Regions from separate parts of the Homo sapiens genome. Here all the other regions are linked to region 1. Evidence: chromatin loops called from intact Hi-C (ENCODE). Cell type or tissue: endothelial cell of umbilical vein. All regions are shown on one strand. Region 1 overlaps CDH13 (cadherin 13). Region 2 overlaps CDH13 (cadherin 13). Region 3 overlaps CDH13 (cadherin 13). Region 4 overlaps CDH13 (cadherin 13). Region 5 overlaps CDH13 (cadherin 13). Region 6 overlaps CDH13 (cadherin 13). Region 7 overlaps CDH13 (cadherin 13).

Region 1 (4,000 bases):
CGCAGGCCCCAGCCCCCCGCACCCCTATTGTCCAGCCAGCTGGAGCTCCGGCCAGATCCCGGGCTGCCGCCTCTGCTGCCTTCCCTGAGCGGGAGCGGAGCGCAGAGAAAAGTTCAAGCCTTGCCCACCCGGGCTGCAGCTGCTTGTTAACCCTCAGAGCGCCACGGCGCGAGGGAAGGGCACGCCAACCAGGAGAGGGGGCGAGGGAGATGCGGTCCGCCTGCAGTCACCTCTGCACCTCAGAGATTTCGGGAAGTTTGAGTGCAGGAAAGCAGCGCTCCGAGGCCAGGCCTGGGGTGCTGGCCGCTGCGGGGGGCACGCCCTGCGCTGCTCAGGGGCCTGTGGTTTCGGAGAGCACCCCGATCCAGTCCCCCATCGCCTCTCTGGCAGGCGTTGGGACTTGGAGTGAGCTGGCAGCCTGCAAGTGGGTGGATAAGAGCCAGGGCAGGGCAGGGCCGGGCAGAGTAAGGAGGGAAAGAGACAGGGAGTGCCTCAGGGTGCTAGGAATGAGTGTTGAGTTCCTGGCCGGGGTAGAGGCTCAGGTGAGAGTTTGCGGGTGAAAGGCAGGGGAAGGGAGTTGGGTTCCCAGGTAGGGACTGTCTGGGATGGGGAGACTGGTGCAGACTTCTAAGGGAGACCACTGTTAGAGCAATGTTGGGTTTAGACTTTGGAAATGGGCTAACATCTCAGAAATGCAGTGATGGGTGATAGTACCAGGGGAGATTCAAGTGCCCGGCTGCTGAGCCCGCTCCCAAGCTCCTGACTTCTTTCTTGGATATACAGTCCCGATTAAGGACTGCCCAGTTATAGCTCCTTTTCTACCAGGCTTTTCTGGTTGATTATCTTGGGGTCCCTACAGCCTTGAGTCTTGCCATGGATCCCAAGCCTGGCTGTGAACCAGTTTTCCAGATGTCCTGTACCCTAGAGACCCCAAGGCTGTATGTGTGTACATATACCCCAATTTAGCAAGGCGGTTTGGAGCATGCCTCAGACAGAAAGGATTCAGACAGATCCTTCCTGCCATCTGCTAGTGGTACCAACCCGGGCAAGTTGTTTAACCTCTTTGAGCTTCCAAGTTCTCCATTGTAAAATAATCTGCTGCCTTCCTAGGACTGCTGAGTGGATAGGATTGCATTCAACAGGATGTCCTATGCAATGCATGCCAGTCTGGGAGCTGTCGGTGTCTGAGAGCACTTACCATTGCCTTGTCCAGGACTTCACAGTCCTCTTTCTTTCTTGGCAGGTTTCAACCTCAGTTCATATTCCAGGGCTTGCCCAAAGTTATGCCTCCTTTAAAGCAAGACAGACCACGTGACAGGGCCCCAGGATCGATTTTTATGCACTAAGGGCTCTGCGCACGGTTCTTTTTGCAAATGAACTGGTGTGTCTCCTCACCCAGGGCCAGGCTGGCACAGGTGGGTTCTGAAGGCTCACTCTATTTATTTAGATGAAGGAAGCAGAGATTTTGCTGTGAATTGAAATGATTGCCCTGAGAGGCTTATTTCTATTTTCAATTGTTATGCATATCAGAGCAAATGTCCACATTAGGATAGTAATTGATATCCTGGTAGCAATAGTACCTCACAGAGAAATCATTTTGATGCAATCCAGTTAACCAGCAAGAAGTTCACGTGCAGAACTCTGTGTGCCATAGAAAAAAGTGGGGAAAGTCTTCGAGGCCTTGAGTCGACGAGCAAAAACACAACTTTCCTGAGGCAGAGAGAAAACAGAAGGGAAAAACAATGTAATAAAACAAATTAGTCACTCGGCCCTGGTGGTGTTCAGGCAAGCCTGTATGTTTTTTTCCACCACAGTTGTAAAGCATCGGGTCTGGCTTTGGAAGCCATCAATCTCTGTAAGCTTATTGGCTTGGTTGTTGTTTTAGGCATTTTGGTAGGAGGTGAGGAATTCTAAGCAACAATGACTGGAAGCTGGCACCGTTGAACAGTCACCTCTCCTATCCCCTGGGGTGTTTTGGGAAAGTCTGTCCCAGAAGTGGCTTCTGGAATTTGCCTATGATAAGTAATGACTGTGAAACAAATCAAGAAAGAAATGAGCAAGAAATTCCATGGTAAATGTGATTCCCCTCCCTATTTGGGTAGCACTTACAACTAACCAAAAGTTCTAACAATGAGTGAGTAATCCCCCAAGAATTAGGAATTTAGGGAGGGGTTCAGGCTTGGAGGACAGTCGCTTGGGAGTGACTGAAAATGTTCCATGGAATTCTGAGATTTCGCTATAAAGTGGGGAGTTCTCTCTAGGGGTCAGAGTCTTGATTTTCAGGATTTTCAATGAGAATCAGTGTCTTATAGTGCTCCTGCAAATTTGTGTGTTATGTTTTAAGAGCAGTGTTTATTTGCAGAACTTTTTGGATGAGGAAAAGGACACAGGGTTGAAGAGGGTGCTGCCCCCTCCCCCCCTAGGGTCAATACATGACAGCCTGTAAGATTTCCAGAGCACTAGGGAAATGGAATATGTAGTGAAAGGAGTCAGTGATAGAGTTCACCTGTCTGAATATTTTTTTTTAGCAAGTCCCAAAACAGGTTTAATAAACTGCAAAGCTGAGTATGTAATCTGGAATTTGTGTAATTCCACAGTCTATACTAAAAGCCCCAACAGTCATCTTAGCTGATCGCTCCTACTCTGCCTCCCTCCCTTCTCCCCTTTTCTATCTTTAGCCCTTGGGTTTTCCGTTAAGTAAAATCTGTTTACTTCCAGAAGTATCCTCTATGTGTTATAGTGAAATTGCCCAACAAACCAACATACTCAATAACTGCATTATCTAAAAGCATCAGCACTTGGATGTGTAAACTGAGCCTCAATCTGAAGTTCAATGTTTAGGTTAAAGTGTAGCTAGGTTCTTGAAAACATCCTTATTTCCTTCCAAAAATACAATTGCTTGGGGAGTCTAGTTAATTTATATTTAGTGGAATGTAGGAAAAGGACAAACTATGGATTTAATTTACACCTGAATGACAGTCATATCATCTACGTAGCCAACAGTGTTTCTGTGTGCGCGTCTGAGTGAGTGTGTACATCTCTGCATTTTGATCTTGTAATACCTGTTGAAAAATTTCTCCAGAAGAGGGCTCCATCCACAGCATTACAAAATTCTGAATCTACAGCTCATTTTAAAGAACTTCAATGCAGCAACTCCATCAAAACAAAACTATTCTCCTTATTCCACATTAATTGCCACAATCACCCCCAAATGAGAAATCCTGCCATTTTTCACTGTATTTATTTCTGTGTCTCTCTCTTTCTTGCTTTCCTTCTTTTGCTCTCTTGCTTTCTCGCTAGCTTTCTTCTTGCTTTCTTTCTTTTCCCCTATTGTAGTTGGTTCTGTTCTAATTCATTCTTTGACTCTGTATCCCCTCTGAGTATTGGAGCAGGGAAAATTTCAAAGATGTTTGTAGACGGTGCAATACGCAATGTGAGGAAGTTCTGAAATTTCCTGGCATTTGACTTTGGTTGGACTTGATTTCATTCTTTAGGTAGCCAAAAGGCAGGAACAGTTCTGCCTGTGGAAGGAGATAACCTTCCCCCTTACATAACCACCCAGAAGGGTGACTCCTGAGCTAGGTCCACTCACTTTCCATCACTCATTGAAAAGGAGAAGGAAATATCCCCCTGTCATCCAATTACAATAATCAGCTGGACAGAATCAAACCAAGTGACCAGTGGTTTTGGCATTGTTTCTATTTAGCTGTCAGCCAGGTACCCATGCACCTGTGAGAATCTGACCCTCCTGAAGGATGCTGCCAATATAATTCCCCACAGCCCGCTTCTTCTGCAGCCACCTGGGATCCCAGGCCTGGCTCCTCAGGTATGAACAGGCTGCACAGACAATGAATGGCTGGGCTGTAGGATCTCTTGCTCCTGCAGTAGGCACTCAGCAGTGGCCTTATTCTAGAGTTAGGGTGGAAAGTCATCTTTCTCTGCTGAGAGAGGCAGCTTGGGGGAAGGCAGGAGAGGAGAAGAAAGGACATTTCTAACTTGA
Region 2 (4,000 bases), 310 kb after region 1:
AGTAAAAAGGACCTACCTTGGAAATCATTTCAGAAAACTGATTCTTAAGCAGTGATTCTCGAACTTGAGTGTATATCAGAATCACGTATAGCAGGGGTCCCCAACCTCTGGGCTATGGACCACAGCAGGAGAGTCAGCAATAACCCCCTGAGCTCCACCTCCTGTCAGATTGGTAGTGTCATTAGAGTCTCATAGAAAGTGGCTATGTTGCCTGGGGTATATACCCTGGGGTTTCTTGTTGTGTACCAGGAAAATTTAGGTCATGGACACACACGAGGAGTTTAGGAGTGGAGGTTTAACACGTAGAAGAGAAGAGAAAGAGAAACAGCTTCCTCTATAGAGGAAGTGGTCTTGGAGCAGAAAAAGACCAGCGGGTGGCAGCTGTGCTGAATTTTATAGTCAGGTTTAAAGAGGCAGTGTCTGATTTGCATAGTGCTCACCCATTGGTTCTGTCAGGTATGATGTTTACACAGGGCATGGGCAAGGCTGGTCACCCCACCCTAATCTTATGCAAATGGGCTTTCCAGTTGATTGGCACCATCTTGTCTGCTTCTTACTGTACATGTGGCTGGCAGAGAAAGGAAGACGGAGCTGCCATCTTGAACATGTCTAGTCCTTAGTTCCTGCCAGCATTCACCTGTGCAAGTCTCCAGCTTGCTTGTCTATGTCTGCAGCTCAACTTTACATTTTCTTTGTTAGAAAATTATTTGGGGTTGCTTTTTATTAAAAAGAAAAGCCTTACCAAGGATTCCCATGCCCTTACCATCTGCCTGTGTAATTTCTTCTTAACTCCTGTATCATCAGGAACGTGAACCCTATTGTGAATTGTACATGCCAGGGATCTAGATTGTGTGCTCCTTATGAGAATGTAATGCCTGATGATCTGAGGTAGAACAGTTTCAACCCGAATCCACCCCACCCACCAACTTTCCCCATCCCATGAAAAAATTAGCTTCCACAAAACTGGTCCTTGGTGCTGAAAAGGTTGGAAGACTGCTGATCTATAGGGTTTATTAAAACAGTAGGCCCCCCACCTTCAGCATTTTTAACTCAGAAGTTCAGGGATGAGGACTGAGAATTTGCATTTCTAACTAGTCCCCCGAGTGGTGATGCTACTTTAGATCGTAACGTTCATATTGAAACATTTGTCCTACCTACGGATGCCAATGACCAAGGCATATGTTGGACGAGCACTGTGAGAATAGGTAGAATCAACTCTACTTGAGTGCATTGCCCACACAACTGCTTAGTCTTGTGTGCGTTTAGGGAAAGAACAGGTGGGGAGTGGGGGAGGTACACTTCGCCCAACCATTTGCTTGTAGATCTTCATGGACTCCTCCCAGAGTTCACCTTTGAAGACTAAGGTATGGTAGTGCCAAGAGTGGAGATACTCCTTTATCAGGGCCTCTGGGGTCATGGTCCTGGGCTGTGACCTCAGCACGACATCAGCACAACCAAAACAAACCACAGGCTGGTGTTTAGGTTCTTGTCAAGACCTCATGCATCATTAAACAGAGGGCAACTGCAGAGCTCTCCATTCTGTTTTAAGAAAATAGAAATAGTAACTAGCATTAAACTAAACCCACAAACGCCTGTTCCCTCTTGATAGGGTGGTCACGCTACTGCTGCATTGTTTTGCTTTTTCTTTTTTTTCTGATGCAGCTATAGTACAAGCCGTGACTCATGCTAGGTGCTAGCCTCACAGATATACATAAACATTCACAATCAGGTTTCCAAAGCTGTTTCCTTACTTCCCTTTGTTGCTATTTTACTTTTCATTGGAGGTTGGGCGAGGCAATCTTTAAATGAAGCTATTTTTTCTTTGTCTCTCTGTCCCTCTGTGTCTCTCTCTGTGTCTCACACACATACACATGCACACACACACACACACAGACACACACACACACACACACACAGTCTAGCTGAATCACGAATTCCGTGAGAACAGAGTCAGCATTTGTATATTTTCTCAGAGATCTATTCCTAACCTTAATGCCATACCTAGCACATAGCAGACACACAAAATTTGTGACTGACTGAATGAATAAACATGTATATTATTGCAAGCCAGTTGCAAACAGATATATTGTTGCAAACAGAAGGTTACCTGTTGATCCTTCCTATGTTATCTCTGAACTGCAGGAACTTCATTTTTTCTATGAACCAAATGTAGGTCATCATGAATCAAGCGTCCATAATATCTGTTTGTCCACATATAACCTATTTTATAGCAGAGCTTATATTCTGATGATTTGTAGATTTAATGTTGTTTATTCATCATATCTATCACATTTGTTTTTTAAATATTTCTAAACAGCTGATTAAAGTACAATTGGATGGAGGTAAAAATATTTTTAAAGACGTATAATATAAAAGGACAGTAATTGGATATAGTTATTCAAATGTAACACTTAATTTACTTTGAGTTTTTACTTAACCCTGTAACAATGGAATTGTGTTAGCTTACATAATTTTCATTGTTTAATTGAAAGAAGAAGAAAAAGAAAAAGCAGCTGCAACAGCGGTAGCAACAACACGCCAAAAAACGGAAAGATAATACTTTTTCCACTTGGCATTTATTTCTGGGAAGAATGTATCTTAAGAGCCTTTACTGAAAAGGGCATTGAGTTACACAGGCAATAGCTTTTTCAACAGCTATTTTTCCAGAGGTGTAAAAACAGCCTTTGCCTGGTTACATTGTATATCTTACCTCAGTAAAGACATGAAAAGGAATCGTGATAAGGTGAATGCACTCCTACAGAGCGCTAAGCTTCCTGGCGATTTGACTTGATTCGGGAATAGAACTCAGTAAACTGAGCAGATTAAATGATCAATGTTTCTTTTAGATTAGCCCTCTCAAATATCAATGGTCTCTGCCAGCCTTAGATGAGATAATGAGGTAATTTCAATACTGAGCTTTTGACAGAGTGTCTGAAGTGTAAAGAGTCTGTGGTATTAGAAACATGTCTCAGCATGGCACTGCCCAGCATCAGCAGGGGCCTTCTGAGAGGCCACCGTTGTCCAGAGTCTAAGACACTGGTCCAGTGGGGACACATGAGATGACATGGGTTTGTGTGTGTCTTAATTGCAGTCCTCGAGAAGAGACAAGGATGTGAGTGTGTATAGTTTATTTAAAAGGTGCAGGAAGCATCAGTACTGCACACAAGACAAGGAAAAAGAAAGGAGAGTCAACGTAGGGTGCAGTATTAAGCTATGGTAGGCAACTAAAGTTTAATCCTGTAAGAAAACTCTGGAAGTAATGTAGAAGACACACTTCAGAGTTATCCATCCTGAGGAGGGAGGGAGTTCCCTTCAGCTGGAGGTACTTATTTCAGTGCTCTTGGTTGAGGACTACTCCCAGAAAAAGGGTGTTGATTTGGGAACACTTCCAACCAGAGGGGCATCACACCTGCCACATACACAGGAAGATTCATCTTCTGTGGTTCTGGGAAAAGCCTTCAGGCACAGAACTGCACATCCTGCAATGGGAGGTTGTCTGGAGCACAGTGAAGTGGGGTGCAGTCTGAGGAATTTGGCAAGACACTGACAGCATCTCCTCTGGTGTGGAAAATGGCATTAGAAAGCAGTGGTCACAAGGCTGGGTGCAGTGGCTCACGCCTGCAATCCCAGACATTTCAGAGGCTGAGGCAGATGGATCACCTGAGCTCAGGGGTTTGAGATCAGCCTGGGCAACATGGTGAAACCCTGTTCTACTAGAAATACAAAAATTAGCCAGGTGTGCTGGTGTGCACCTGTAGTTCCAGCTACTCAATAGGCTGAGACAGAAGGAATGCTTGAGCCAGGGAGACGGAGGTTGCAGTGAGCTGAGATGGCACCATTGCACTCCAGCCTGGGTGACAGAGTAAGACCTTAGCTCAAAAAAAATTAAATAAAAGGGAGCAAGGGAGAGGGAGGGAGAGGGAGAGAGGGAGGGAGGGAGGGAGGGAAGGAGGGAGGCCTGTTGACAGAACAATGAATAATTACGCACATACCTAAAGCG
Region 3 (4,000 bases), 710 kb after region 1:
TCTAGAAATCATTTTCCATGTGTTTTGTATGGCTATCTCTTTCCACTTTCTTGTCATTCAAGCCTCAGCTGAAACATTCCCTCAGCAATAAGGTTTTCTCCACCATTTATTTTGAATAGGTGTCCCCTGCCACACACACACACACACACACACACACACACACACACACACACTTTGTCAATCATACTCTACCCAGTGATGGAAATGTTCTACATCTGTGTTGTCTAATATGGTAACTACTACCTGCATGTGGCTACTGAGCACTCAAAACGTTCCTAGTTTGACTGGAGTACTGAGTTTTTTCATTTTAATAAATGTAAATTGCAATAGCCATATGTGGCTAGCAGCTACAGTATTGGGTAGTGAAGCTTTCGTATTCAAACCTGTCTCATATCCTTCATAGCCCTCATCTGTGACTGAAATTATCTTGTTCATATCTTTTTCTCTTGTTTATCACCTGTCTTTCCATGCTGGGTTATCTTTTCTGCTAACCACTGGATACCAGGGTGTTCAGCGTGATGGCTGACATGTAGTGAGTCCTCAAATAATTTTTATTAAATTAACTTTAAGAAAATCCCACTTAACAGCCCTTCACTGTTTTTAGAGACCATTCCAAAGGTCTTGACTTGTGTTGATATTATTGTCCTCTGAAAAGTCTGAGTCAAACTCTGATTAGTTTTGTAACATAAAATACCATTGGATTGTCTGTTTGCATAATTGGTTTTCTGAGATTCAGCTCCACATTCTGTATTCATCCTAATCAATGGTGTCTCCTTAGTTTCTGTCTTTCTTTCCATTGTGTTAAGATGGATCTGTTGTCTGCCCTTCCCAGTTTCAGCATATTTGAATATTTGGCAAATGTGAATTCTGATTACCTATCCTACTTGTAGCTTATGATACTGGCCAAGTCTTATAGAATGTAGAATCTTAGGATTCAGATCCAAGATATTTGTTATCTTTAGGCACAGTGTTTTTTTGTTTCTGTTTTTTTTTTTTTTTTTTTTTTTTGGTTGAGTTAAAGTCAAGTCCTTGGCTATTTTGGGAAGATGAAAAACCAGACCTATGTTATTACATAAAATTGCCTCAGAGCTTTATTTTGATTGATTTCCTTTGTTAGCAGTATTCTCATAATAGCTTAAAAAAAACATAAAAGTATAAAATTTCACTCTCTGTGAGATCTCCTTTGTGTGCAGATATTACGAGGCTCTGTTCACTTCATTTTTTCTTATTACATGCATTATTTTATCTGCACCAGAAATCAAGTATGTATGTCTGTGTGTGAATTTGCTGGTAAAAGGATGAAGTAATGTTAAAGAAAAAAATTTAAAAATTATCTACCCACACATACCTGGTTTCATTTTGCTCACTGCCTTCAAATTCTATCCATATTTGTAGGTCATGTATGATGATGCTCATGTTATTTTGTGTATTTTTACTCAATATTCTAAGTAGATCAATAAAGTTTAAAAATTATTGTATTGTAATATGTTGTTACACAAACATTCCTTCAACTAGTTCCCTTCCACTGGATGTTCAGGCAGATGCCAGTGTAATTTTATTTTGAGAAATAACAATGCAGTGAATAGTTCCAAATATGTAGTGCAAACTTATATAGGATCAGGAGTGGTATAAAAACGGAACAAAAGTATGAGTCTTTCGTGGTTTCTGTTGAATTTTGCCATGCTTTTGAAAAGGATTATACTGGTTTACAATACCATCAGGTGGAATGTGACTCTACTGATTTATAACAAGAATGTTTGTCTTTCATTTTTCTAATTTGGGCTCTTTTTTGACAATAGTATTGATAATAACTGTAGCAACAATAGCAGCAGTTAATATTCTTGAGACATATTATATGATAGACCATATTTAAATGCTTTAGAAATATTGTTTATAGTGGTTAAAAAAGTGAGCTCTGGAGGCAGACTTCCCAAGGTCAAATCTGGACTCCACCATTTATCTTCTCTTTGCTTTCATTCTCTCCTCTGTAAAAAGATCCAAAGGGTTGTTATGACAATCAAGTGAGATAATATAGTATAGAGCTAAAGTAAGCACTGGATAAGTGTTTGTTATTATTCCTAATAATGAGTGTTTTTGTTAACCCCACTTACAGATGAGAAAACTGAGATCCAGTGTCTTGCTCAAGGTCACACAGATAGGAAAGAGTTGTACTAGGATTCCAAATGCAGATGCCCTTTTCTGATCAAAATACTCCTATGCGGGGACCAACACTTATATCCAAGAGGAAGTATTACTCTTATCGCTGAGTTAAATCAAGGTTGAATTACGCACAGAAAATGTGCGCATAAGGTCCCCGTGATTCACTGGAAATGCCATGACATAATTCTTCGTTTCCAAGACAAACAAAAAAGTTGTTTTTTTATGCTGCCTTCTTCATTGAGATCTGAAAGTAGTTCCCTATGGAAGTGATTCATGGTGTTGTGAAATCCTCCGAAATTGTAAACAGCCTGGTGGGCAGGAATCCCGAGGTCTCATTCAGGCCCCCTGCAAATTCTGAGTTCCTAGCCTGAGGAAAGCCCCCAACAAATACTGACCTGACTTTCTCCTAAAAGATTGCCATAAACACTTTTGGTTATCTCTTAATGTACTTGGTTCATAACTGCTTAGTCAATTATTTTTATTAGCATAACATTCCTTTTAAGCATAATGATATTGGGAAAACAGAAATGATACAAGCGTAATTTCTTGGCTATGACTGTTTATGTTTTGAGTTTTTTTGTTTTGTTTTAACTTTCTTTGCCGATTTGATGAATTAATTGTAAATTTCCCAAGGGGGATCTAAAGTGAACTGATCTTTGCCTTTTATTCTGGAATGTTCAATTTCTATTCTAGTCCCAGTGACTATCCTCTGAGACCAAAATTTCAATATTGCCAAGGGCTCATAAAATTGTCGATATAACCTACTTTCTCTAGAGAACCTTATTTGAATTTTCATAATGAATTAATATCTTCTTTCTCCCCCAATCTCTTTGCTCAAATAGCTATTTGTGGAGACCACTGATGTCAATGGCAAAACTCTCGAGGGGCCGGTGCCTCTGGAAGTCATTGTGATTGATCAGAATGACAACCGACCGATCTTTCGGGAAGGCCCCTACATCGGCCACGTCATGGAAGGGTCACCCACAGGTATGTCACATTGGCTTACCTTTAGCGTAATGGCTTGGAAAGAGGCACACTTTGATCTTTGTGGATTCTAGGGACTGTCTTATGGCTGTTCCAACTTGTCAGCTCGTATCAGCGTCGACTTAATACTTCCCTGCGTAGAAGCCAGGTTGGAAAGCTAAAGTGCAAAGCTTGACCGAGGTGTTGCAAGCTACGGAAATCTCTTTCATTGTCTCTGAAGATCATCCTCCAAGGATGACTGCCATCTAAGTCTCTAAGGCATGGCCGATGTTGGGCACCATGTAAATATCCAGCTTACCTTTGTGAAAGTCCAAGGCTAAACTTTGTGCTATAGCAGGGCTTTGATGAGAATTGGGTCCCCATTACAAACTCCTCAGTTCTTTCTTTTCACAGTGGCCTTTTAATAAGAACTATTTTAGTAAAATAGGTAGGACTTCTTCCCTTCCCTTAGAAGATGTGCATGAAGAAATCTTTTGTCTTCAGTCAGAGGACCAAAAGGAGGATGTTTGATATCTCTCTCTGGAAATGCGTAAATGCATGTGCCTACTGTTATAGAAGTCACTCAAGGTTACTATAGAGCTCCCGCTGTCTTTTCCCATGTTTAACCTTTCTATCAGGGACGGTTTTAGAATTTAGAGCTTCCTTTTTTGCCCCAATACATACAAATTAAAGTATCCCACAGCCAGCAGCTGAAGTCACTCCTAAGTATAATGCTTGAGAAAATGAAAGAATAAAACAGAAAAATTCCTCTTCGGCTCACTTTGATTTTCAGCTTTAAAATACACTTGAGTGAAAAAAAACACCATATTAAGAGTATCATATTAAGAGTATCATGATACTCCTAGATTATGCCCAA
Region 4 (4,000 bases), 590 kb after region 1:
ATTCCCATGTTCGTTGCTCGTCAGAATGCATTGTATGTTAATAGAATCTTCAAAAAGGACCTGCTCATCTCAGGTGTGCTTAGGAGAACAAGAGGAAGGAGTTTTAATCCATATTTGGGCAAAGGTGGTAATGAGAGGTGAAGCCAGCTGGACTTCCTGGGTGGAGTGGGGACTTGCAGAACTTTTCTTAGAAGAGGATGGTAAAATGCACCAATCAGCACTCTGTAGCTAGGATTGTAAAATGCACCAATCAGTGCTCTGTAGCTACCTAGAGGTTTGTAAAATGCACCAATCAGTGCTCTGTAAAAACGCACCAATCTGCACTCTGTGGCTCGCTAGAGGTTTGTAAAATGGACCAATCAGCACTCTGTAAAGTGGGCCAATCAGCACTCTGTAAAATAGACCAATCAGCAGGACATGGGTGGGGACAAATAAGGGAATAAAAGCTGGCCACCCCCAAGGCAGCAGCGACAACCTGCTCGGATCCCCTTCCACACCGTGGAAGCTTTGTTCTTTCGCTCTTCACAGTAAATACTGCTGCTGGCAGAGAGGGGTGAAGCAATAATGACCACAGTGACAGAGAAGAGGTGAGTGTGCTTGGTGACCCCTTCCCACGCAGGGAGCTGTTTCCAGAGCACTTCTCTTCTGGGAGGCCTGTGAATTTTGTTATTAAAAAGGAAACCTAGGCCGGACGTGGTGGCTCACACCTGTAATCCCAGCACTTTGGGAGGCTGAGGCGGGTGGATCACATCAGGTAAGGAGTTCGAGATTAGCGTGGCCAACATGGGGAAAACCCATCTCTACTAAAAATATAAAAATTAGCCAGGCATGGTGGCGTGTGCCTGTAGTTCCACCTACTTAGGGGGCTGAGGTGGGAGAATCACTTGAACCTGGGAGGCGGAGGTTGCAGTGAGCCGAAATTGCACCACTGCATTCCAGCCTGGGTGACAGAGTGAGACTCTGTCTCAAAAAAAAAAAAAAAAAAAAAAAGAGGAAACCACCTATTCCCTCAGAAAAGGATAGAGATACCATTCTTACCCATTAACAACAGTGTAATTTTATTGTGATGATTAATATTGGAATTATTAGCTTTGATTAACTGAGCTCCTTCTGTGTGGCAGGACATGTACTTTATAGATGCCATCTCATTAAACCCTCGGCAATGCTGGGAAGTAAGTGGTGTCATCTGCACTTTAAAGATGAGGCGATGGACCGTGTTCATACTCACACAGTGGATCACTGGGAAAGCTAGGATTGCAACATATAGCTGTCTAATCCGTGGAGTTCATTCTCGCTACTTGCCAGCCACAGGGATCCAATGGTGAGCCCAGTAAGCTGTGGCTCTTGACCTCATGGGGCTTCCAGGCAGCAAGTAGAGGGGTCAGTGGAAAAGTATCAGTTGGATTAATCAAGTCAAGCAATGACTGAAAATTATTTTCATCAGAGAGTATCAAACACCTCTTTTTTTTTTTTTTTTTTTTTGAGATGGAGTCTTACTCTGTCACTCAGGCTAGAGTGCAGTGGAGCAATCCCAGCTCACTGCAACCTATGCCTCCCAGATTCAAGCGATTCTGCTGCCTCAGCCTCCAGAGTAACAGGGATTACAGGTGTGCGCCATCACGCCCAGCTAAATTTTCTGTAGTTTTTGTAGAGACGGAGTTTCACCATGTTGGCCAGGCTGGTCTTGAATTCCTGACCTCAAGTGATCCGCCCACCTTGGCCTCTCAAAGTGCTGGGATTACAGGCATGAGCCACCACGCCCGGCCCACATAGTTTATTTTTAATTTTCTTTTGTATCCAATTTTCAGTTACTCTTAAAAATACAAACATATGTAATTGGTGTTTAGTCAACACTCAGTGTATTTTAATAAACAACATTTTTTAATCGGAAAAAAAAAAAACCTGTAATGCCTTGAGTGATCCTGCCAGATGAACCCTGGCGTAAAGTTCATGCTGCCTTAGGCACCATTGCCACCTGGTGTCAGACATCGGAATTGCAGGCTTGGCGGCAGCTAAAGTGGCGGGGGTGGTGGGGTGGTGGAGCAGGGGGCGGGCAGGACCCATTTTGATTAGGAGAGGGCAGGTTTCCTGTCTTAGCCACCTAAACCCTCCAGGCGCTGTTGAGTATGTGTCAACAGGTGCCTGTTCGTTTGTAATTTGGTGACAGCTAGATCTGTATCAGCTTTCTTTTATCTGTGTGTCCTGAATGATTATTGTGTTCATGACCTTTCAATTGTTTTGTTATAATCAAATTAACGTTTGAAGGTTCTGATGATAAAGTGACATAAATATAGATGAATACTTGAGGGTAAACTCTAGATTCCACTTATGCCAATAATAGTTCTCTTTAGTTGCACATCTACATAAAAAGACCACCCCCCATACTTTGACCCCAACTGCTTCTCAGCCTAACCCTCTACATGCTTAAGCATATGCCAGTAACTCACGATTTGCAAAACTTTCCAGACTCTTCCTTGTCTGCCTGCTGCCTTTGTCTGTGCTGTTCCCTCTGCCTGGAACTACTCTCCTCCACCTTTCCCTTCCAAATTTATTCTTCAAATGTCAAATCAAGGTCGACAATTTGTAGGAAAATTCCATAAAGTAAATTCAGAAACGACAGTGTTGTATGTTGTATTGCAGTGTCTCTAGAGAATGGAAGATGTGGTTCTGAACCCATTTTTATCTCTTTCATAGCTTTGGCCATGGCCAGCTTGCTGACTCATTCTATCTCAGTGGTTTCATCCATTAAGTGGAAATAATAATGTCCTCTGCCTCCAGCATTGAAATATATATATATATATATATATATATATATATATATATATATATATACACAACCCTAATTTGAGGTTTATATATAACATATATATTTTATTTATTATATATATTTAATACATAGGGATTTAATATATGTAATATTTAATATATATAATGGGGTTTAATATATATAATATGTAGGGTTTAATATATATATTAATATATAATACATAGGGGTTTAATATATATAATACATAGGGGTTTAATATATATATTATATATCATATTTAGGGGTTTCACATATATAAAACCCCTAAATTGAGGTATCTATATATAATATTGATGCATATATATTTAATATATAGGGGTTTGATATATATAATATTTAGGGGTTATATACATATTATATATATAAGCCCCCTAAATAGATGTGTGTATGTGTATATATGTGTATATATGTATATGTATAAACCTTTTCTGATGAGACAAAGTGCTTCCTCTGCACCATGCCTAGTACCTAGTAGAAGTGACAGGGCAGGTGACACTGGATTAGTGGATATATGTAAATACCTGGAATCTTGATCAATGCATGCGCAGCAAATGGCTTCCATTACCTTTTTTGTTTTGTTTGCAGATAAATATTTTTTTGAAAAAAATATATTTCGTGGAGTTAAAAATAATAAAATGTCCAACTTTGACTGAACTGGCATTATTGCCCTCCTTGATCCATCACTGTATGTCACCCGAGTGCTGGTAAGCTTCCTCAGCTGCCAGCTGCAAAGACGTGGATATTAGGATGAAAGGCGTTAGGCAGTGATGCTATTTCTGGTGCTGTTACTTTAGTCAAATCTGTGTTCACCAGGTACCCATGTGCTGGCACCTGTGATTAGTGAATTGCTCATGGGAGTATGTTTGCAATGTGCTTTCTCTGTGTTTTCCAGGCAGTTTTAAATGTCTCTCTGTTTTTCTGACTAGGTAGTCGATAGTGACAGGCCAGAAAGGTCCAAGTTCCGGCTCACTGGAAAGGGAGTGGATCAAGAGCCTAAAGGAATTTTCAGAATCAATGAGAACACAGGGAGCGTCTCCGTGACACGGACCTTGGACAGAGAAGTAATCGCTGTTTATCAAGTGAGTACCCCTCTCCCATGCCCACCCTGTGCGCAGAAATGTGGCTTTCAAAGATTGTTTTCTTCCCACTGAGCTCATTATTTCTGTGCCTCATCAAACCCGGGACTGCATGGCT
Region 5 (4,000 bases), 440 kb after region 1:
ACTCTACCCTTCATGGAAGACCAATTCATAATCAGAAGGCTGCTTAGTGAGCATGAAGTGTTGGTTAGAGTGAGTGCTTAAAGGCACTGGACTAAGAAAGCCTAACTTTACCAAGGGGTTCAGACTGTCTTTGTCACCAAATGCTGAAGTCTTTGCTTCAGCAATTTTTCCTGCCTCTAGGATGAGTACTGCAAAGTTGCCTCCAGGAGGCATCTTATTTTCCAAGCTGCCATGGATGACTGACCGTTTTAAGCGTCCTTCATTCTTCAGATGTGCTAATACCATCAATTAGGTAGTAGAGTTTCACTTCCCTAGGAGCCATTTTGTCTTTGCTACATTTATCTTTGCTCTTATTCCAAAGAGCAGCCTTCATTCTCTTCCTATCAAATCTTTCAGCAGCAGAAGGCAACTGACTGTATCTCTGAGTAATGTTGATAAGTATTGTGTTGTGGAGGCTCTGCATAGTACAGTGGTTAACGGCACGGGCTGAGAACTGAGGAATACCTACTGTCTACTTGTCTACTACCATGCAGAACTATAGTAAGTCACTATATCCCTTTGAGCCATAGTTTCCAGTTCTATAAAATGGGAACCATCCATAGTTGGTTGTATCAAGGACTCAATGACAGCAAACAAGTAAAAGAACCCATATAGTGTTTGAGACATGATTGTGCTCAAGAAATGATAGGAAACAAACGTACAAACGACAAGCATTTTTTGCTGCAGTTTGGAAGTATTAATGTTTTACAACCTCCACAAACTAAGGTTCATGATCGAAGAACCTCACTGAATATTTAACTTTAGGGATAAAATGCACAACCTATAATAATTTTAGTGCAATTGATTTATTATAGTCAAGGGAAACATGACTGAATAACAAAAGTAGGTTAGGAAAATACTGAAACAGAATAGGATGAAGAAAAGCATTTTAATGAAAAAGGAAAAGCAGAGAGCAGAGTAGTAATCTCTCTTGGTTCCTCTCCTTCCGTCAGCCTGCTGTTCCTGCCCCTCTCTTCTTCTCTCTGGCCTCTAGATACCGGAATGTCTCAGGCCTCCCATCCCCTCTATCCTCCATTTCGCCACCTGCTCTGGCCAAAAAGTTTGAAGGAGGACCTATGAAAAATATCCCTGGCCTGGGCTTAAGAAGCCTTCACCCTCATTCTCAACTCTGAGGCTACCAGAGCATGATCAGTTCATCATCTCAGTCAATCCTCCCAGCTCCTCTATTAGATCCATATGACTGCCACTTTGTGAAAGATACAAGGAGGACTTGGCAAAACAAGGGCCCCACCTGAAATGGATAGCTGAGAGCATTACCACAGTCGGATCTGCTGGGTTGAATTGTACACAGCAGATGCCAACTTCCAATGAAATTAGAATCATATTTCTATACATTTTCTTAAGTGCCAGACATCATTCTAATCATTTTATAGGCATTATCTCACTTAGTGTCTAAAAAACCCTAAGGTTTTGCCATATAACTTTCATCCCCACTTTATTATCTATCTAGAATAACTGAGGCTTATGGAGGAAAACTGACTGACTCATTGCTGCTTGGCTATTAAGTGGAACTTCCCAAGACTCTGTAACTTTGGAGACTAGTCACATATGAAATATGCTACCCTCTCACTTGTGTGATGACGTTCAGGGTTTGGCGAATGTTGAGCAAGCCAATAAGGTAAGGCTGTATGCGGTACAATTCTCACACTCGTTGCTCTTTTTGTTGTAACCAGCCTCTTTAAACACTATGGCCTGACCCTCTGAACCAGCCACCTGACCATTCTTCTGACTTCCCAATAAGCCTTTGCCATCACCAAACATACTGGCCTCCATGGTCTTCATCTTTAATGCCATTAATTAAAAAAATATGCCCCACAGCTCTGCAAGAAGAATTCAGCAGGCAGTTGGCATAAAAAGGTTGGGAATGGTTTACATCTTTGAGCTTCAGTATTTTAAGTCTGCAAGTTCATGGAGTGCAAGGGCTGTGGACACCCTGCTTGCCAATTTTTCTGCCTTAACCGTTCCCTGCCCCCTTGTTGTTCAATTTCTGGCCAATGTCTAAATTTTCCAAAAGGAAGTATGGTCTTTTGCATTATGACACATGATTGCCACCCACTGGTTAAGAATGTTTTCACTATGAAGGTTTAGAAGGTTTGCTGTTGAGGCAAAAGTTACCCATTTCCCATGCCCCCAGTTCAGTTGTCTGGATATCCCAGAACAAGAAGCATTAACTGCTTCAATTTAAGTCAGATTCTCAAAATCCCAAAGGCATGTCTTTCACTTATCCCATAAAACATCTAATTAAATTATTTCATTTAATTGTACATCTTGAATTATTTGTTTGCATCTTGAATTATTTTTGTCAATGCGCATTTTCCAATAAAGGAGTAATCAGTGGTCTCAATGTCATTCAGATGAGGCCACCCTTATTTATCAGAGTTCTAACACCAATCAGTATTCATCCACAGGGCTCTTTAGTGGAACTGTGGCACTCTTTAGTGGAAATGTGAGTTTCAGATTTCTGATTAATAAAAATAATTTGTAAATATGATCACATAATTTTTGCAATACCGTTTTCTTTTCTAAGAATCACCTATAGAAACACCTACTACGTGCCAGGCATTGTTTTATGTGAACATTTCATGTATGTAACAGCCCCCCCTAAGGTAGAAATTGTTATTGTCATTCTTATTTTGAAGATGAAAAGCTGAGGCATGAAGAGGGTAAGTCACCATCCAAAGTCACCTATCTAAAAAATGCAAAGCCAAGATTCAAACTCAGGAAATGTGTTACTAGAATCTTATCTACTATGCCATGCTGCCTCTCAGAAAGACTATCACTGCTTCCTCCAGCCTCATCCTCTTGTCTTTTCCTGGGCTGGGGCCATCCTCACCCTGATTGGCTCTCCCCAAAGGCTCACTCTGACACCCATTCCAGTGCTAACCCTGTTCAGAGTGGACAGGAACTGGTCCATGCATCTCCTTAGATTTAACACGATAGGCTCTGTCTCTCACAAGGGCAGGCAGCAAGCAATTGTCTTTTAGAGGAAAACAAACCATTTGAACTAAATGTTGATTCTTGCTCTCTCTAGAAATGCAGACAGAAATCGGCAATCAGTGTAGTTGATGGATACCAGAAAAAGAAATAAAAGTAAGGAAATGAAGAAAAATTGGGCCAATGGCACTTTAAAAATTTCCCAAAATTTTGAGGACAACTTCCCTTTTTTTCAAGGCACTTGATGCTTCTCTAGATAGAAAAATTGTTTTCACCTAAAATATCACACTAGCTGTTCTGAAATCCTCTTGCTTCTTGGCATGCTTATTAAGAAATTCTGCTCTTGCAGCAACAAATCTCAGCTTTCTTTGCTTCTAGAGAACTTTAAAATCATTAACTATCCTTTAAAAACTCACTCTTGGAAATACATGTGGTCTCTTTCCCTATAACTAAATATTTGATACAAGCCACTATCAACTTGATACTGACAGTTTAAGGGTGTTGGGTACGATGACCTTTGAGGTGCCTTCTGGCCATAAGTACCAAGGAATTCATAAAGTTGGATTAAATGATAACAAAAATTGGAACTTTCCCTTTATCTTCTTTTCTTCTTAAAGAATAAGTTAAGATACATTGATTTCATTTCACAACTTGCACGGAAATGAGTGTTTTACTGTTGATGTTTTTATGATCTGTAGTTTCCATTCTTTTTAATAGCCTTGGTGCAGTATTAAAAAAACTATCTTGGTGATAAAAGTTATTTTAGAAGTAAAAGTTGCTTTAGAAAAGCAAACATGACTAATATAATCCAAGTTTTCTCAGGAAGGAAAGCGCTAGTGTGACTGGACAATGCTGAGACGCCCAAGAAGATGATTGACCTTCAATTACATTGAAGGGAATGACTGAACTATTTATCTGTGAGGGATTGTAAATCAGGAGCCAAGGGAAAGCCTTGGAAATTCAAATGTAAAAACCTAGTTCAGCAAAGGAGTTGTCTTAAGCAATA
Region 6 (4,000 bases), 130 kb after region 1:
ATGCATGGCCCACCATCACCTTAAATTCAAGATATCCAAAACAATTCTCCATCAAAAAAAAATTCTTTATAGCCAAATGGAAGTGTGCTGTAATGAGAGGCATGGACTTTGATTCTAGTGCCAAATTGTAGGTCTTAATGAGCTTGCTGACTGTGAGCACGTCACTGATTCTCCCTCATCTCAGAGTTTTGCCATCTCATAAACAGGCTTGACCTCGATTAATGGGTTTTACTCCACAATCCATGGGGCCCTTTATTCTGTGGGTCCACCTCAGAAGCTGTCCAAACATCAAGAGAGAAGTGGCCTTGGTCCAGTCCTGGGCACCCCATCTCCCATCACCAAGGGCCATCTGTCTTTCATCTTTTCATATGTTAAAGTTCCATGAACTATTTCTTCTCTGAAGTAGTCATCCACTAATTCATTGATTCACTGTGAATCATGAATAAGATCATGATCACTCAGGAACCCTCTAGGTCTAGCATTCCGTGATTCTTCGGTTAGTGCTCACGCTTCTGGAATGAAAAGTACAAAGGTACAGGGGCAGCAGCTGGAGATGACAGCACAGTCTGTTGCCATGTGTAGTTCATGGCGCAGGGTCAGGGCAGAAACTCCTTAATATTAAACTTAGTGTACAGTAACTCTAATGCCTGATATTTGATTTGCATTAAGCACTGACAAGAACCTTTCATGTCTATTTCTGCCCTGGGGTCCTAAAACATAAATTTTAACATTCCTTGCTTCTCCTTGATGATCATTCCCACATAGAAATGGAACTGCATTAATAATGATTGTTGAAAAAATGAATAAATGATTGTTGAATGAATAACCGAATGAATGCCACCAGGGAAAATTATTGTCTCCATTTCATTTTAGGGCCTGAACTTTAGGAGAATAAAGTTATCCTAAAGAGAGCTGTTGGAACCTGCCTTTCTAACCAGCTTCCTATTTTCTAGAAAAGGGGTCACTGTTTGTAGGAATTGTCTAGGATTCCTGAGAACTGCCATCAAACATTCATTTTGCTTTTCCTATTGCTAAGCATTATCAGACAGAGACACAGCTTCTACACAAAGGAAGATGGTAGGGCATTGTCTGTTCAGGGCTGCTAGATCAATATTATAGTTTTATTTATCTATTAATTTATTTGGATTTCTAAGCAGCTCTACCTTTTGTTACGATGATTATATGGCAAAATGCAAAACAACTTGACAGGACTTTGCTATCTAGACTTTTGATAATGATCTCTAAAAGCCAACTCATTTCATTTGCGTCCTTTTATGAATAATACAAAAAAATCCAAACCTTAACTAGTGTTTGTCACAGTCAGTGGGTACTTCATGAGCCAAGAGTGCATAGAAAGGTATTTTTGGTTCATTACTAGGTTTCTATAATTGACCTGACATTTTGTGAGAGCAATCATGTTTGTTAAGGAGAAACTCAAGCCAATGCTGTAGTTGCAAAGTTCTCCTTACTATTACCCTGGGAAACAAATTCATCAGAAGTGTGCAGATGTGTTTTATGTGTGCGTACACACATACATCCCTATGCATACACAAGCATGTACACACATTGGCATGGGTCGACCTGATAAAATATATGCAGTGTTCTCTTTGTCCAAATCCAGCTGGTCATCTAGGGACTGTATAGAAAATTTGCCAGTGCCTGCAGCCCTACTCCATGTTTCCCTTTTTCTCTGCAGCTTGAGCCTCACCTTAAGGCCTAAGTGAGATATGCATTCTGTCCCAAATGATGGCTCATGGGGACAGAACATTTCTGAGTCTTCCTTTCTGACCCTCTAGTTATATGGCAGTGATTGCACTGAGGGAAAACCAGGAAATAACAAAGGAAACTGCTTAAGCAAGTTGTGTTTGGGAAGATTAGAAAAGGGAGTGCACAGGAGGATGAAGCTGAAGTCTCTGAGGAGGTAATCTTGTTCAAATAATAGCTTTTCTTGTAACCATATTTTGTCAAATTGGTTATTTCTGATGATGTATCCCCAATTTTCTGAAATGTTTTAAAACTTACATTGTAGCTTTCTCTCATTTCCTTATTCCTATGTTCTCATTCTGGTCCATCATCTGTTCATTTATTCAGTCCATTCTTTGTGTATTCATTCAATTATTCTTTCAAGTGACATTTACTGATAATTAAAACTGTTAAAATCACTGACGTCAAGGTCTATGAGCAAAACTGAACCAAACCAAAACAAGAACTAAACTAGAATCCGTTGTGGCGGGATTGACCACTAGGTGGTATGTCCATTCTTTGGCCTTACTGGGGATTTAGGCATTTGTTTTGGTTATGTGCCTTGTTAAATATTCATCATGTCAAAATGGTGGTAGTAACATGAACACAATCAAGAAAATATGAAGAGAGTGATATAAATTATATTTGGAGCTCAGAGAGGGGCCAGGAAGACTTTACATGTTGGATTGCTTCTGCCTTAGGCAGAAAAGAAGTTGCAGAGCGTTCTAGGAGGAGTGAAATACTTGAGTAGGGGCTGGGAAGCAATAAAGCAAGTGGTATTTTCAAGTTTATGCATCCACAAGATCAGTGTTCAATATTTAAAATGTTCAATGTGTAAACTCTATCATGGAAAGATTTTTGAGGAAGTAGCTTGTAAAAAGTTGCATATTTCTATTTGTTGCTAGGGTTACCTAACCAACAGGTTCTTGGCTAAGCAAAAAACTACAGTCTGTAAATTAGATATTCTGGAATAAAAAATTTGGGGAAAGAGGAAAAGGACTCATGCTCCCAAGAAGGCCAAGTGAAAAGTGATATCCTTCTGATAGGGAAAGAAGTCATGAGTCATTAGTCTGGACTGCTATAGTAATGATAATAATAGTAAGAATAATAATAGCCACCATTTGTGGATCACTTACTGCAAACCAGGAACTGTGTTAAATCCTTCTCATGTGCAAGCTGCTCCTTTAACCTGCGTGGCAACCCGGGGTGACTAGCTGTTAGTATAGCAGTTCCTTGCCCAAGTTTCTCAGTATCTTTCAGCCTCAGTTTCCTGTTGGGCAAAATAGAGATTACGGGACAGTGGGAACATTAAATGAGGCTATGCTTGTTATGTGGTTAGCATGGTGTCAAGCAGGGAGTAACAGGTCAGTGAGAATTATAGTATTAGCTACTATTAGCATTTCTCCTTCCTCGTTAGTATTTTTCCTTCCCTGAGGAGGAAACAGAGAATTAGGAGGACCAAGCTGAATATAAGCAGTACCTGAGAGCATTCTTGGAAGATTATGCTTTCGTGAGCTCCTCTTAGAACTGAAAATTGATGATGAGAGAGACAGACTGTCACCAATGCATGACTATCACCTTGTCATTATTAAAGCACTTTCCACTAGTTTATATTATTTTATTCTCATAAGCTCTGTGAGGGCCAGGATTTGGGTCTTCTCTTGTCCCTTGCTACATCCTCATCTATATCAGTGGCTGGCACATTATCTTTGTTGACGACTGACCTTTCCTTTTCCTCTTTCTTTGCCTGGCAAACTGTTACTTGCCCATCAGGATCCATGGGGACATTGACGCTCCTCCATCACTCTCACCTCCAGTCCTCTCTTCCCACACAACTCTTAGTTCATACAGTGGTCACAGTACCTCCATGCTGTATTGTATCCTATCTACTCTCCTGTTTGTCTCTTGCTGCAGACTCCTCTAAGGCAGGGACCACTTTTCACCACCTTTCCATGCCCCTGGATCCTTGTTCAGATTTGGCTTGATGTACGCACTTTGAAGATACTTGAATGAGTGACCACAAATATCTTCATTTGCATCTGAACAATTTTCTTGATATTTGAACTTCTTACCCAAACCCCCAAGTCCAAAGGCCCTTGTCTTGAGCTTACAGGTTTTCAAAGAATGCTTTACCTGGGTATAGGGCAGCTCTCACATGCCTGGGAGGAAGCCTTGGAGCAAAAACAAATCGATGGCTCTGAAAGAATTATGTCAACATTTAATTGCAAGAGATAGCTGCTCTGCCCAGAGGGCTTCC
Region 7 (4,000 bases), 820 kb after region 1:
AGAAAGGATGGCATTGTTTATCCATATTCAGAAACCACAGGGCTGGGATTTTTTTCAAATGAGGCCATGCTAGTTAATTAAGACTTTGCCTTTCAGGGATTATTTATATTCTTAATTTTTGATATTTTTCATGGCAGTGGAGTCTGAATAAACTCACAGGTGTGACCTCCTTCCATGCCAGCTACTACTCTCTCATTTAATCCTCATACAACACTGACATTTGAGTAATAGTTTTCCCATTTTGCAGCTGAGGAAACTGAGGCTGCGAGAGTTTATAATTTATAAAAGCTTTTATAATTTATAAAAGCTTTTATAATTTATAAAAGGTTTTATAAATTATAAAAGGTTTGCATCATTTTCACCTACCCGAATCATTCTTCTACAAAAGAAGAAAAGTTATTTCAGAAAAGCTTCCTAAGTTTTCCCTAAAATGAATTTCTGGCCTAGAAAATCAGATCCTGCTGTGTTCACACTTGGCCTCAATTTCCTCAGGCTTCTGGGTCATTAAGGAGGAGCTTTATCACCTGGCTGCAGGGTGGAGGAAGCCAAGATTCTGGACCGATAGCCTCCCACAGCTGCGTTAGTATTCCACAAAGGCGCAACCAGAAGATAGCAAGGAACTTTCACACTTGGCTTTAATTTCTCTCTGCACATTTTGTTAGCGATAAAGACCATCATGTTTTTTCTTTCTCCACCTTTTTTGCTTTTAGAATTCTGAATAGATGTTTTCATCACGTGGCTAAGTAAAACTGGAATAGCTGAGATTTCCAGAATTCAGTTAGAAGATCTGATAAGCATCTAAAACTTGTCCTAAGGTAGGGGGAGAAGTGTTTAGCTTGGAAATATAACTCGGAGTTCCCAGTCTTCCTCAAGTAGGTACTTGGGGAGATACTGAAGTAGGAGGAAGATGATTCCTACAAACCACGCCGAACAACAGACAGTTCAGAGATCTTTGTGCCTCTTGACTCAAAAAGGCAACTAAAAGATTTCTAAAGCATTATCCCCATCCCTCCCCCATCAAACTTTTTTATTGGGTATAGAAAAACATGAGGAAGGTCAGGTGCTGTGGCTCAGGTCTGTAATCCCAGCACTTTGGGAGGCTGAGGTGGGGGGGCAGATTACAGGAGGTCAGGAGTTCAAGACCAGCATGGCCAACGTGGTGAAACCCCATCTCTACAAAAAATACAGAAATTTTCTAGGCATGGTGGCATGTGCCTGTAATCCCAGCTATTTAGGAGGCTGAGGCAAGAGAATCGCTTGAACCCAGCAGGCAGAGGTTGCGGTGAGCCGAGATCATGCCACTGCACTCCAGCCTGGGCGACAGAGTGAGACTGTCTCAAAAAAAAAAAAAAAAGAAAGAAAGAAAAAAGAAAAAATTAGAAAGTACCTTCACTAGATTTAGAAGTAAGCCCTTAGGCATAGATGGTCAGCTGAGCCTTTTTAAAAAAGGAAGTTGCTTAATGAGATCGGTTTCCACCACTCAGTGTTAGAGTTTTGTGCCTCCAGTTTTATAAAATAATGTAAATTATTCCCAGCCGCAGAGAAGAAAGGACAGAAAATGAAAATTAGCAGGGTACAGAAGTCCATTCTGCTGAACAATGGAAGAAAAACCACACAGGGATTTGGTACCATTAAACTCTGGGGCAATTTTCTGCTCATTTCTCCATCTCCTCTCTTTCTGGTGGTAATCAAAGGAACGAGCTCCAGATAGGAAAGTCTTCCCTGTAATTAATTTAAACAAGTTCAGTAGACTCCAATTATCTAGTCTGCTACAACATGGAGAAATGACTGGGAAAGGAACTCCTGGGCAACTGGAATGAATTCCATGATGGCTTTATTAAGGAGTACATGTAACAAATCCAAAGTCTTTAAGCTTATCCTTTTGGGGGGCTTTTAAAAGTTATGTCTTTATAATAAAATAAAAGCTGGGGACCATGTTTACCTCTATCTCAAGTGTTAAGCTGAACCATTGATTTATTTCCTTAGAGTGATGCATTACTGCCACCTAATGGTCATGTACCTGCATTGAAGGGGTTAAGAAGTAAGGAAATGATTTAAATAGACTTACCACCACCACTGGTCACCCGTCTTAAAAAAAAAAAAAAAAAAAAACAAAAAACACCTTATAGTAACCTTTTTTTTTTTTTTTTTTTTTTTTTTTTTTGGTTTGTGCTGGATGCGGTGGCTCACGCCTGTAATCCCAGCTCTTTGGGAGGGCGAGGCAGATGGATCACCTGAGGTCAGGAGTTCGAGACCAGCCTAGTCAACATGGTGAAACCCCATCTCTACTAAAAATACAAAAATTAGCCGGGCGTGGTGGTGGGTGCTTCTAATCCCAGCTACTCAGGAGGCCAAGGCAGGAGATTTGCTTGAACCTGGGAGGCAGATGTTGCAGCGAGCTGAGATCACGCCACTGCACTCCAGCCTGGGCTACAAGAGCTAGACTCCATCCCAAAAAAACAAAGAAAAAAAAGTTTGATGGATGAAGCAGATGAGTTACTGTGGATCAGGACTGTGGAAAGCCCGCCAGTTAGACAAGGGATGTTGCCCTCACCCAAAGAGCAGATAAACACCATTGGTGCTGTTTGAGCTGGGCGGGGCAGATGATACCAGATCTTTAGCAAGATGAGTTTCACACCTGTGTACAGGAAGAAGCGTGTGAAAACAGGTCAAGAGGATCCTGAAATAAACCAAGTGTGAGAGTATCAAGGTGACAAAAGGGTAATGGAGGCTGGAATGTGAAGTTAGAGATAATCATTTTTTTAAATTATATTAAATTATATTTTATATTATATATATTAAATATTGATTTATTTTTTATAATTTATAATGATTTATATTAAATATCGACTGTTTGCCAGGCACCATAGTTAAAATGAGATAGACCAGTTCTCTCTCTCAAGAAGCTCCCACATCAAGTAGCCCTTGATGTGATTCACTCTGTGGTCTGCAGAAGTTGCCCCACCTCTCTGGTCCCCAGTCTCCTCTGTTACAGGGAAAAAGATTGCTCTGGGAGTTTTCAGAAGCCCCTTTGACTCCCAATAGGAACTTGCCTGGAGCAGGTACTTCCAAGGGAATGAGAGGAAAAGCACAGTGTTTAGCTGAGATAGGGGTAAATATGGTCCCCATCTTTTATTTTATTATAGAGATATAACTTTTAAATGATAGCTTTGTGTAGGTGATAGTGGAGCTGAGTGAGCTAAAGATTTTTTTTTTAATCTCATGATCTGAGTCTAGCTATCTGGAGTGGAGCAGGAAATGTGGTATCACTGATATGTAAAGAAATCAGTAAGGAGGGGCTCATTTGCAGATAAAAGGGAATAAAACCAGGGCAGGCATGCAGACACCATCATGGTAGCTAGACATATAAATGCAGAGATCCAAGATACCAACTTCAGCTTGGAGGGAGAAACAAGATCAAAGGAAGAGGGTTCAGCAGTTCTGTGCATGACACTGGGTCAGATCTCTTCCCTAGAACAAGATGCTCAATGGCTGTGTGCCCCAGAACAAGGTGCTCAGTGTCTCTGAGCTTCATGTCACTGTTGTGTAAAAGCAGCACTATGATAGGGGCCTCTTCATAGAGCAGCATTGAGTATCTTTGGTTTAACATGAGAAGAGTGACTGGCCCTGTAAGCTTCAGCAGATACTAACTAGTATCATTATAGCTCCTCCTCCTCTTCATGATGATTTATAGAATTGGTCAATTTTTCCAGGGAAAAGCAGTAGAGATGAGAGTAAGAGGATGCATTCATTCCATGCCTGCAAGACAGCCCAGCTGGGGAAGGTGAACTTCAGTGGTGGGGAGGAGTGAAAGGAATAGAAAATAGAGATTTGGGGAGGATAGGGTGGACTGGTTCCACACCTCTGAGACAGCAAAGACTCCAAGAAGTTTCTGAGCAAAGGTCACAGGACTTGATGATTTGGAGGTTACTGATGACTTTCGAAAGAGCAGCCAGTGAGGAATACAGGATTCTTCGTATGGAGACAGATTACAGAAAGA

The links. Hi-C counts contacts between places; a loop is a spot of excess contacts. Peaks named below come from ENCODE experiments on the same cell type or tissue, not always from the same donor. Only the 100,000 strongest peaks of a DNase experiment are listed, where the experiment ranks them.
Region 2: it touches region 1 in a loop (5-fold over the local background); 3 of 110 quality-filtered maps call a loop at or near these places.
Region 3: it touches region 1 in a loop (7-fold over the local background); 10 of 110 quality-filtered maps call a loop at or near these places.
Region 4: it touches region 1 in a loop (4-fold over the local background); 16 of 110 quality-filtered maps call a loop at or near these places.
Region 5: it touches region 1 in a loop (7-fold over the local background); 20 of 110 quality-filtered maps call a loop at or near these places.
Region 6: it touches region 1 in a loop (5-fold over the local background); 10 of 110 quality-filtered maps call a loop at or near these places.
Region 7: it touches region 1 in a loop (5-fold over the local background); 14 of 110 quality-filtered maps call a loop at or near these places.

Annotation. Positions count from the first base shown.
Region 1 is chr16:82,627,816-82,631,815 of GRCh38, forward strand. The region is part of intron 1 of CDH13 (cadherin 13); the gene reads left to right. Among named protein-coding and RNA genes, the nearest start is that of CDH13, 2.8 kb to the left of the region's middle. RefSeq lists an enhancer at 1,239-2,438. In endothelial cell of umbilical vein, no CTCF peak of the experiment used is centred here; DNase peaks (open chromatin) are centred at 256, 1,086, 1,856, 3,066 and 1 weaker place; H3K4me3 peaks cover 745 bases; H3K27ac peaks cover 4,000 bases.
Region 2 is chr16:82,935,546-82,939,545 of GRCh38, forward strand. The region is part of intron 2 of CDH13 (cadherin 13); the gene reads left to right. Among named protein-coding and RNA genes, the nearest start is that of MIR8058, 250 kb to the left of the region's middle. In endothelial cell of umbilical vein, no CTCF peak of the experiment used is centred here; DNase peaks (open chromatin) are centred at 1,706 and 2,606; H3K27ac peaks cover 2,070 bases.
Region 3 is chr16:83,341,860-83,345,859 of GRCh38, forward strand. It overlaps CDH13 (cadherin 13), which reads left to right. Exons shown (of 14, transcript NM_001257.5): 6 at 3,003-3,147. Among named protein-coding and RNA genes, the nearest start is that of CDH13-AS1, 56 kb to the right of the region's middle. RefSeq lists an enhancer at 2,165-3,364. In endothelial cell of umbilical vein, no CTCF peak of the experiment used is centred here; a DNase peak (open chromatin) is centred at 2,342; H3K27ac peaks cover 2,212 bases.
Region 4 is chr16:83,213,613-83,217,612 of GRCh38, forward strand. CDH13 (cadherin 13) reads left to right here. Exons shown (of 14, transcript NM_001257.5): 5 at 3,733-3,885. Among named protein-coding and RNA genes, the nearest start is that of CDH13-AS1, 180 kb to the right of the region's middle. In endothelial cell of umbilical vein, a CTCF peak has its summit at 1,994 (motif pointing left); a DNase peak (open chromatin) is centred at 1,949.
Region 5 is chr16:83,066,811-83,070,810 of GRCh38, forward strand. The region is part of intron 3 of CDH13 (cadherin 13); the gene reads left to right. Among named protein-coding and RNA genes, the nearest start is that of CDH13-AS1, 330 kb to the right of the region's middle. In endothelial cell of umbilical vein, a CTCF peak has its summit at 2,104 (motif pointing left); DNase peaks (open chromatin) are centred at 2,091 and 3,781; H3K27ac peaks cover 889 bases.
Region 6 is chr16:82,753,529-82,757,528 of GRCh38, forward strand. The region is part of intron 1 of CDH13 (cadherin 13); the gene reads left to right. Among named protein-coding and RNA genes, the nearest start is that of MIR8058, 67 kb to the left of the region's middle. In endothelial cell of umbilical vein, a CTCF peak has its summit at 2,278 (motif pointing right); DNase peaks (open chromatin) are centred at 1,823 and 2,963; H3K27ac peaks cover 2,543 bases.
Region 7 is chr16:83,444,963-83,448,962 of GRCh38, forward strand. The region is part of intron 6 of CDH13 (cadherin 13); the gene reads left to right. Among named protein-coding and RNA genes, the nearest start is that of CDH13-AS1, 47 kb to the left of the region's middle. In endothelial cell of umbilical vein, a CTCF peak has its summit at 2,017 (motif pointing left); a DNase peak (open chromatin) is centred at 1,989.